Regions from separate parts of the Mus musculus genome. Here region 1 is linked to region 2. A link is a loop called in an ENCODE intact Hi-C map of the cell type or tissue named here. Cell type or tissue: left cerebral cortex. All regions are shown on one strand. Each heading gives the region's core, and the rest is flanking DNA. Links, peaks and the distances in the headings are about the cores only.

Evidence for each region. A loop is a pair of places that touch in the nucleus more often than their neighbours do. Peaks named below come from ENCODE experiments on the same cell type or tissue, not always from the same donor. Only the 100,000 strongest peaks of a DNase experiment are listed, where the experiment ranks them.
Region 1: it touches region 2 in a loop (4-fold over the local background); 15 of 42 quality-filtered maps call a loop at or near these places.

What each region holds. Positions count from the first base shown.
Region 1 is chr11:31,998,389-32,002,713 of GRCm38, forward strand. It overlaps Nsg2 (neuron specific gene family member 2), which reads left to right and starts at 2,031. Exons shown (of 5, transcript NM_008741.4): 1 at 2,031-2,208; 2 at 3,343-3,492. The coding sequence starts at 3,364. In left cerebral cortex, for the core only: CTCF peaks have their summits at 1,967 (motif pointing right) and 2,951; DNase peaks (open chromatin) are centred at 1,340, 2,035, 2,952 and 3,349; H3K4me3 peaks cover 1,742 bases; H3K27ac peaks cover 1,807 bases.
Region 2 is chr11:32,125,530-32,129,854 of GRCm38, forward strand. It overlaps Gm39676 (a long non-coding RNA gene), which reads right to left. Exons shown (of 3, transcript XR_872349.2): 2 at 1,550-1,642; 3 at 1-1,359. Gm51888 (a long non-coding RNA gene) reads left to right here and starts at 1,749. Exons shown (of 3, transcript XR_003949656.1): 1 at 1,749-2,289; 2 at 3,044-3,147; 3 at 3,711-4,325. In left cerebral cortex, for the core only: no CTCF peak of the experiment used is centred there; DNase peaks (open chromatin) are centred at 2,095 and 3,237; H3K27ac peaks cover 1,775 bases.

The DNA.
Region 1 (4,325 bases), core at 945-3,444, 130 kb before region 2:
TAGATGTTGGGGTGGCCTAACTCATTGCCCTGGATCTGGGCCTGAGTGCTAGCTGAGCTGGTCAGCCTGCCAGTTCTCCTGCACCCACCACACCACCAGGGCGAACTCTCCAGCACTGCCCCAGCCAGCTTACCCAGTGATGCAGCCAGTGAGGGTCAGGGCCAGCTCTCCTGCTGTCATGCCCTTGAGGCCGGCTCTCCCACCCTCTGCACAGTAGATGATGTTTATTGCATTTTGATTATTACACACACACACACACACACACACACACTATGTATCTTTTTGGCTATCTTAAGATTGCAAAAAACATACTTAAATTGATACAGATTACTTGGACCCAAAGCTTCATCACTTAAAGCAGTCTATAAGGCCATATCCGACACCATCTTGGTTTCTTTCCACCGCACTCTGCTGCACAGATGTCTTGCATGTTGCGTACATTGAAAACCTCATCAAATGATGTGATAGTATTTGCTTTCAATCCTCAATTTTTTTTTAAATACCAATTATTCTATTTTATCTGGAACCCCTCAACCTTGTTCTCCATCAAGGTTAGACATGCCATTCCAGCCATGGCCTTCCTTCCAGCTTGGGTCTTAACCTCACAGGTCACCAAGCCTGGACTTCTCCTTGCCTCCAGGCAAGCTGCTTTCTGGAGCTTAGTGAACTCTAGGGACCTCTGTCTTGAAAAGTGTGGCTTTTCCTTGTCAATCAGCCATGAACTATCAGAGGGGATTTCTTTGACTCTTAGGGCAGCAGCGTTAGGATCTGAAATATACATGTTCACAATTGAACCTGTGGTTGCTGGCTATACTGTGCTGGTCTCGTGCCATGCATGAATTTGGCAGTCATTTAGGTCTTTGGAAAGAAGGGGAAGGAAAACCAATATTTCTTAGAATACTTCCCTCTCACACATATACATCACCATTTAACACTGCCCTGTGTGGTGCTGATAGATGACAGCCTTCATGGTCTCAAAAACCCTTACACACATTTCATGCCCGAACAATACAGAAGACACACGCGTTTCTGTGCCTTGTAACACATAGACACTAGCTAGGGTGATTTTTTTTTTTCCACACAGAACAAATATTTTTTAAATCAAAGTGAACCACTCAGTCAGTACTGCAGCTGTTGATGAACAGTGATTTGAGCCACAGCTGGGAGAAGTCACTGGCAGTGGGCTCAATCATCCCTGTGGTTGAAATAGGCGTTCAGAGCATCTCTCACAAGTCAGATGTGTTTCCATGGGTACATTCTCTTCCCGTACTCCCTGCCATCTCATTCTGCAAGTGCTGTTATCCTCCATCAAAGGCAAGGCAGCAGAGGCTCAGGGAGTGGCTGAAAATGTGTCAGACCCACCCAGCCAGTTTGGTCCGGCTGACACTGCCTCTCCACTCCTTCTTACTCTGGTCAGCAAACTGGATGTTATTTAACGTCTTGACCTAGATATGGATTTTGGGGACAAGAGTCAGGGATCAAGTCCCAGTTCTGGCCTTTTCCAGTTCTGTGACCTTAGACAGGTCAAGTCTATGCACTGTCTGCAGTTTATGCAGGTGTGTTCACAGTGCAAGCCACCCCATTTCCCAGTCTTTGTTAGAAACCACAGTTTACAAAAGAGGGCAGTAGCTTGAAAGAGACCAGAAAGGTGTAACAGCACAGGAAATGGAAAGTAACTACCAGTTTACTTTCTCTTCTAACCCAGAGCAGGTGTTTTGAGTTTTACAGTATTGTTAGGGAAGCTTTAGCAAGAGGGGAGCCCTTCTCCTAAAACAAAACAAAACAAAACAAAAAACAAAGTGCCTGCTTTTTCAGTTTCCACCAAAGACTCAAGAATTGCATTTTACATTATTGTAAAAAAAATTATAAGCCACATTACTGTTTTTGGAATAACCAAAATTCCTTCCACTTTTCTTTAAAACGTTTGTCCTATGCAGGGGTTGTGGCCATGCATGAGAAACAGCAGGTGGTGCCAGATGACAGGTGGTGTGGGAGCCGTCCCCGGTGGGAGGCGCGAGCTGGCGAGCAGGCTGGCAGCTGCCAGATCTTCTCTGCGCGCTGGCGCCTCGTTCTCAGAAGCTCCGGATCCAGGCACGCGAGGGCTGCTTTTTTCAGCACCACGCTCTGGCTGAGGAGGGAGGACTCCTGTTTGTCCTCCTCCTCTACATATTGGCTTGACTCTGCTCTGACCCCCACCAGTGCCGCACAGTAAGTAGGCATTTGTTTTTGTTGTAACCACTCCCCAGCACCCTCCCAGCCCTTACCACCCTGTCATCCCCACAACTCCGTTTGTCTAATTACGTCCCACCAGCCGGATTGACAGGAGAAATTCAGTTGTGCAGGGCTTTTGAGGGTGCGGTGAAATCAATCCTTGAGTTCAAAGGGAACTGGAGGGAAATAATGTGATTTGTTTATTTAGTTGGCAATCTTGCAATATGGGGGCTGCTAACTTTCCATGAAAAGAAAGAAAGGAAGGAAGAAAGAAAGAAAGAAAGAAAGAAAGAAAGAAAGAAAGAAGGAAGGAAGGAAGGAAGGAAGGAAGGAAGGAAGGAAGGAAGGAAGGAAGGAAGGAAGGAAAGAAAGAAGGAAAGAAAGAAAGAAAGAAAGAAAGAAAGAAAGAAAGAAAGAAAGAAAGAAAGAAAGAAAGAAAGAAAGAAAGAAAGAAAGAAAGAAAGGAAGGAAGGAAGGAAGGAAGGCCCTGGCTATTGAGGAAATGGAGCTATTTCATGGCTGAATAAGGAGATCAGGTTCAAGCCAGCCTCTTTCTGATGTAGAAACCTGGGTCTCGTGTACAATCTACATATTATGTAAAAGAGAGAGAGAGAGAGAGAGAGAGAGAGAGAGAGAGAGAGGGGGGTCTTGAGAGAGAGATTGACTGTATTTAATTGTGTTTTAGAGATTGGTGAAGAAAAGGCAAAATAGCGATGTGGGTGGTGAGATGAAATGTATCTTACTGCAGGGGGCCCAGAATAATGGAGTTTCCTTTTGTGCTAAGAACAATCTTGCCAGTGGGGCTCTAGGGATATGTTAGCCACAGTTTCTTGGTATTTTTTTTAAGCTCATTTAAAAAAAAAATGAAGGTCTGAGGTTTTGGGGGTTTTTTGGTTTGGGGGTTTGGGGGTTTGGGAGGGGCTCCCTAATTCGAGGGTTGGTGAACTCGGTGAGCAGTTAGCACATTCTGATGATTAATGAAGTTTCCCCGGACAATGGGAATCATGTCAGGAAATCTAGTGGGAGATTGATGGCTGTTGCCAGGTTGAATGCTGCTGCAGTTGAGCTGTCTCAGACCGTCCTCAGCCCCTCACATTCCCACTGTAACCAGAATCCTGCTGCTTGCCTTAGGTCTGGAATAAAAGCAGAAGCATGGTGAAGCTGAACAGCAACCCTGGAGAGAAGGGGGCCAAGCCGCCTTCCGTGGAGGATGGTTTCCAGACCGTCCCTCTCATCACGCCCTTGGAGGTTAATCATTTGCAGCTGGCTGCTCCCGAGAAGGTAACCGGGTGATCTTCCTTTCCTTGTCCCCCAGGCTACCCTAACCCAGGAACCCAAGCAGCAAAAGATTTTTTTTTTTTTACCCCTTCAAATCCTTTCATTCTTCCAGCCACCAAACAGGCTCCCTTCCTTGGAAAATATTGTGTCCAGAGATGAGACATTTCTTGTGTTATTGCAGATTTATGGTGTTTGCTCATAATCTACACATACAGGCAAACAAATTAATGTTCTCTTGTTAAGATTTTAGCATGGTAGATGAATACACATAAGCTTCTATGCAGTGATGAAGGGGGAAAGGCTTGTCTTCATTTTCTTGAGGTGTTTTGAAAATGGATTGGTATAGCTAGGAAGGCAGAGACTTGGACTCGCTCAATCCAGCAACTCAGTTTGCCTCTGCCGAGCTCTTGCCCCTTTGCAAGGAGTTGGTTATAAAAAGATAAACTTTTAAAAACCCTTCTTCAAAGGAACCCAGTGCATCGTGGTAAATGCTGGACCCAACCATCACAATGGGGGGGGGGGCTGGGGTATGAGAGGGAAGGCAGTATAGATGAGCTGCAGGGGAGAAGATGGGGTAGGAGAGGGAAGGCAGGATAGACGGACGAGCTGCAGGAGAGAACATCCAAATTGGAGTTTTAAAGGTAAGTAAAAGCTGTACCAGTTTGAAGTGGAAGAAAAATAGGGTATTTAAGGCAAAGGTGAAAGAGAATGCGCCCAGTGTGGGAAGCTCCTGTGGACACCGTGGCTGCAGGAGAATGTCCGGGAGACGGGGCTGGGAAGCAGCCTCTGGCTGATGCCACATCTCCTGATTTGAATAATGGAGGTGGCAGAGGGGT
Region 2 (4,325 bases), core at 815-3,314:
TTCTTGGTCGTGCCAACTCTTTTACAATGAGACCCTCAGTCTTAGTTAGGGTGACTATTTCTGTGATGAAACATCACGACCAAAGGCAATTTGGGGAGGAAAGGGTTTACTTCACTCACAGTTCCATCTAAAATTCATCATCAAAAGCAACAGCTCAAGCAGGGCAGGGACCCAGAGGCAGCAGCTGACACAGAGGCCAAGGAGGGTGCTGCTTACTGCCTCCTCCCCATGGCTTGCTCAACCTGCTTTCTTATAGAACCCAGGACCACCTGCCCAGGAATGTCCCCACCCACAATGGGCTGGGCCCTCCTCCATCAATCACTAATTAAGAAAATGTTCTACAAGCTTGCCTATAGCCCAATCTTGAGGCATTTTCTCAATTGAGTCTCTGTTCTCTCTGATGACTGTAGCTTGTGTCACGTTAACACAAAACCAGGCAACACATACTCTGTAAAGGTCTGTTTGCTATAGAGGACTAGAAATATGGAATGTAGCTGTGAACTCGGATGGCAAAGAAGCATGGCCCTGGATCTGGGGATGTGTGGTTGGAGTGCAAAATGCCCCGACAGGTTCGTGTGTTTGAACATTTGGTTCCCAGATGGCGTGCTGTTTCGATAAGATGCAGAACCTTTAGGAGGCAGAGCCTCGCTGGAGGAAGTGGGGGTAAACCTTGAGGTTTTGCTTGATCGCTTTTGCTTCTTTGTTTTGTGCATGTTTATCTGTGGTGAGAGACAGACACGGAAACCAACGACTTAATACAATGCAGGCTTTTAATCTGGGAGAAGACAGAGTGCATCGGTATAAGAATCAGGGTCTGACGTCTGCTTACAAGCTAAAGTAATTACAGGGCAGAAGGTGGAGAGGCTGGGAAGGAGGCTGTTATTAGTCCTTTCCAGTTCCAGATTGGCCACTGGCAGGAGTGACCAAAGAACAGTGAGCAGCAAATGAGCAAACATCCGGTGATGGATAAGCATCCCTCCTGATCAGCCATCATCAGAGGGATGCAGGGGCAGGGCAGGATCCAGGAAACCAAGTCTGCAGTGCTGACTTCTGTGGTGGAAATTGCCATCACTTAACCCAAAGGGAGAGACTTCAAAATGGCATGACCAAGGCTGATAGGCGATGTGTATATTTGCATGGAAATAGAACAAACTCGGGCTTGGCTCCTCCTTCCATGCTGCCCACAGTTGTTTGAGATGGAGTCTCCTCCTGGCCTGGGGCTCACCTGGTTAGGCTAAGCTAGATGGGCAAACCCAGGTACCTCCATGGTCTCACCTCAGTGCTGGGATCACAAGTGTGTACTACTGTACAGGATTCTGTGAATGGATGCTGAGGTGTGTGCCCAGGTCCTCATGTACTCTGCAAGAACCATATTGGCTGAGCTACCACCCCCACCACCTACCACTATACCACCACCACCCCCAGCCACCTCCACAACACCCCCATCACCCTCCACCGCCCTCCACCACCTCACTACCACCCCAGCACCCACACACACACACCCTCTTTACACTTTTCTGTTTGAGACAAGGTCCCACTAAGTTGTTACCTTGTCTGGCCTTGAACTGGCTCTGGAGCTTGAGCTGCCCTTAAATTTGTGATCTTCCTTCCTCAGCCTCTTCAAATCCCTGGGCCTGCAGGCCTATCTATGCAACAAAGCCTGAGTAAGGCATCTTAAAGGGCTTTAAGATGACTAGTCAGAAAGTACCAGAAGGAGTTATGTGAGCTTCCACCACTGTCCACATTGAGGACGGTCCATAGTCGCCTCCAGAGATGAATTCTGCCCTTCTTGGTGGACAGGAGAGGGACACCTTTATGAACAAACATGTCTTGCTTTGGGTAGAGAGTTTTTCTGTTTCTCCATCTTCTGTCTTTGATTCAACTGTCCTTGCCAACGGGGAGAAGCAGCTAAGCTCTGGTGGGCACAGAGCCCAGGGAGGAGACAGGGACACGTGTGCTCTGTATCTGCTGTGGTCTCCCCCTCCTCCTCTGAAGGCCTAGGTTTAATGTGGAGTCATTAATGAGAAGAAGAATTAACTGAATTTATCTGTGAAAGTGTTAAAAGGCTCACGCTCCGCCTGAGGAATGAGCTGCACAAGAAGCCTGCGGTAGAAATTGCCTGTGTAATTGTAATCTTTTAAATGCAATTCCTGCAGAAAGATGACTCAAGCTTGCTTTTTCTGCTTCCTTTCCTCCCCCATCCACTTCTTGCTCATCCAGGTTATCTGTCAGACCAGCCACCGAGGCTCTGCTCACAAACATGTAAATGCAGATCAGGTACTTACGCAGGTGAGACTGGTTTGTACTGTTTATTTGCGTTTTTGGTTCCATCATTTTTTTTATATATATTGGCTCATAAATAATGTTCTTGTTCTTTAAATTTTTGTATTAAAATGTAGGACTCTTAGCACAATTTCTCTTTCTCCCTCCCCCCTCCCTTATTTCTCATTATTTCTTCCCTCTCCCTACTCTTCTTTTTCTCTTTCTCTCTTTTTTCTTTCCTTCTCTTTTCTCTCATTTCTCCCTTCCTTCTCCCTCTCTTCTCTCCACTCTTCTCTCCCAACCCCACTCTCCCTAACCCCCATCCCTTGTGCTGGGGATTTGGCCCAGGCCCCTCCCATGCTGGACCCGGACTCCATCACTGCACTCCAGCCTGAGTCCACAGATGCCACGCAGAACCTTGTACTCACCTTTAGTTCATCTCTACACGGAGCTCAGCCCTGTAAACTGTGTGGCCTGTGCTCAGTAGAGTTTACTCAGCCCTCCATGTTGGAGGCTCAAGGGTGTGGTACTGATATCTGGTAAGGGTTTTCATATTCTGAAGAACAAGTGCTCTGCTCCCAAGGTGACAACTGCACCCTGGGTAGCCCAGTCACCTTTTCAACCCCCTCCCCCATCATGACTATAATGATAGCAATTAAATCTCAGCATTTAGGCTGTAGCAGGACTCTCGTGTCTGTGTACAAATGTGGGAGCAGAAGGGGCACTTGTGACTCAGACAGGAAGCCACCCCTCAACCTATTTATGCTTCCACCAATAACAGTGCGGGATGCCTGGTACCCACAGTGTCATCATCGATGCCTTTTGTCAGTTTAGCGGGTGACAAACAGCCTTTCCATTGAGTTTGGATCTTTTGGCCTAACCCAGGTGTGTGGACTGCCTCTGCCTGTTTCAGCTGCTTTCTCTGTAGTTGGCTTTTTATGGGAGACAGCTTTTGGAACCACTGTAGCTGGGGTGGAATGCCCCACATTGGAGGGTTGGGTAGCCTGTCTTCTTGTAAGAATAACTAGAAACTGTTCCTGACTCCTCCGCTGAGAGCGACCGAGGAGCAGATTAGTCAGCACTGCAGAGGGGAAAGGAGGGGAGGGGAGGGGAGGGGAGGGGAAAGGAGGAGAAGCGAGGGGAGGGGGAGGGGGAGGGGAGGACCTAGGCTTGTGGGCTTCACACAACAAGTGTCTAGTCTCAGCTCCCTCTCAGTCTGTAAGGTGGAATCCTACCCACGGCACCTCTGAGCACAGGGAAATAATCCAATGTCCCGGTATAAGAGCAACTTTGCGCACAGTGCCATGCATCAAGAGAGCACGTGGGCACAAAGAGGAGGAGGATAATCTACAAGCCCAGCAACTTTGAGTGGAGCTATCCTACTGCTACCTTGATTTTGGAAGTCTGGTCTCTGTGACTATGGGATGAGAAATTTCTGTTGTTTTCAGACACTTAGGCAGTGGAACTTGATTGCTGCAGCCGGAGCTGGCTGGTACACCCCCAGAGTGGCTGATGACCCGAACAAGGGACTTCTAGACAACCGTTTCCTGATCTGTAAAATGGGGTTATTACCCTACTTGCCACGGACCTGCAGCTCAGGGCTTCAAGACATGGAAATGGTCCCCACTGGCTCCCTGGTGCACCCAGAAGTCCTGGGTTCTAGCCATCTGGACGTGTTTCCCAGGGTCTCATACACCCAAGACCAAGGCCATTCCCCTCCTGTCGTTCAGTGGGGATTCCTGAACTTCTCTGAGCCTCAGTTTTCTCAGCTGTTCAATGAGAAGAGGTGTCAGTACCACGATATCTAGTGATACTTTGATTCTGGTGTTTTGTGGTGTGCTTTGAAAAAGACAACCAGATAAATGTGTTCATTCCCTGCAAACAATGGCGACAAATGAGTCCATTAACTTCTCTGGTGCGTTCACTTCTCTGTAAAGAGATTTCCCCCAGAAAGCAATTGGGAGGTGGAAACCTGCAAACTGAGCTGTCAGTATATTAAGCCACTCTGTCTTTAAAAGTCAATTATTTGCCGGTAGCTGTTGTACTTGCTAGGACTGTTGCTG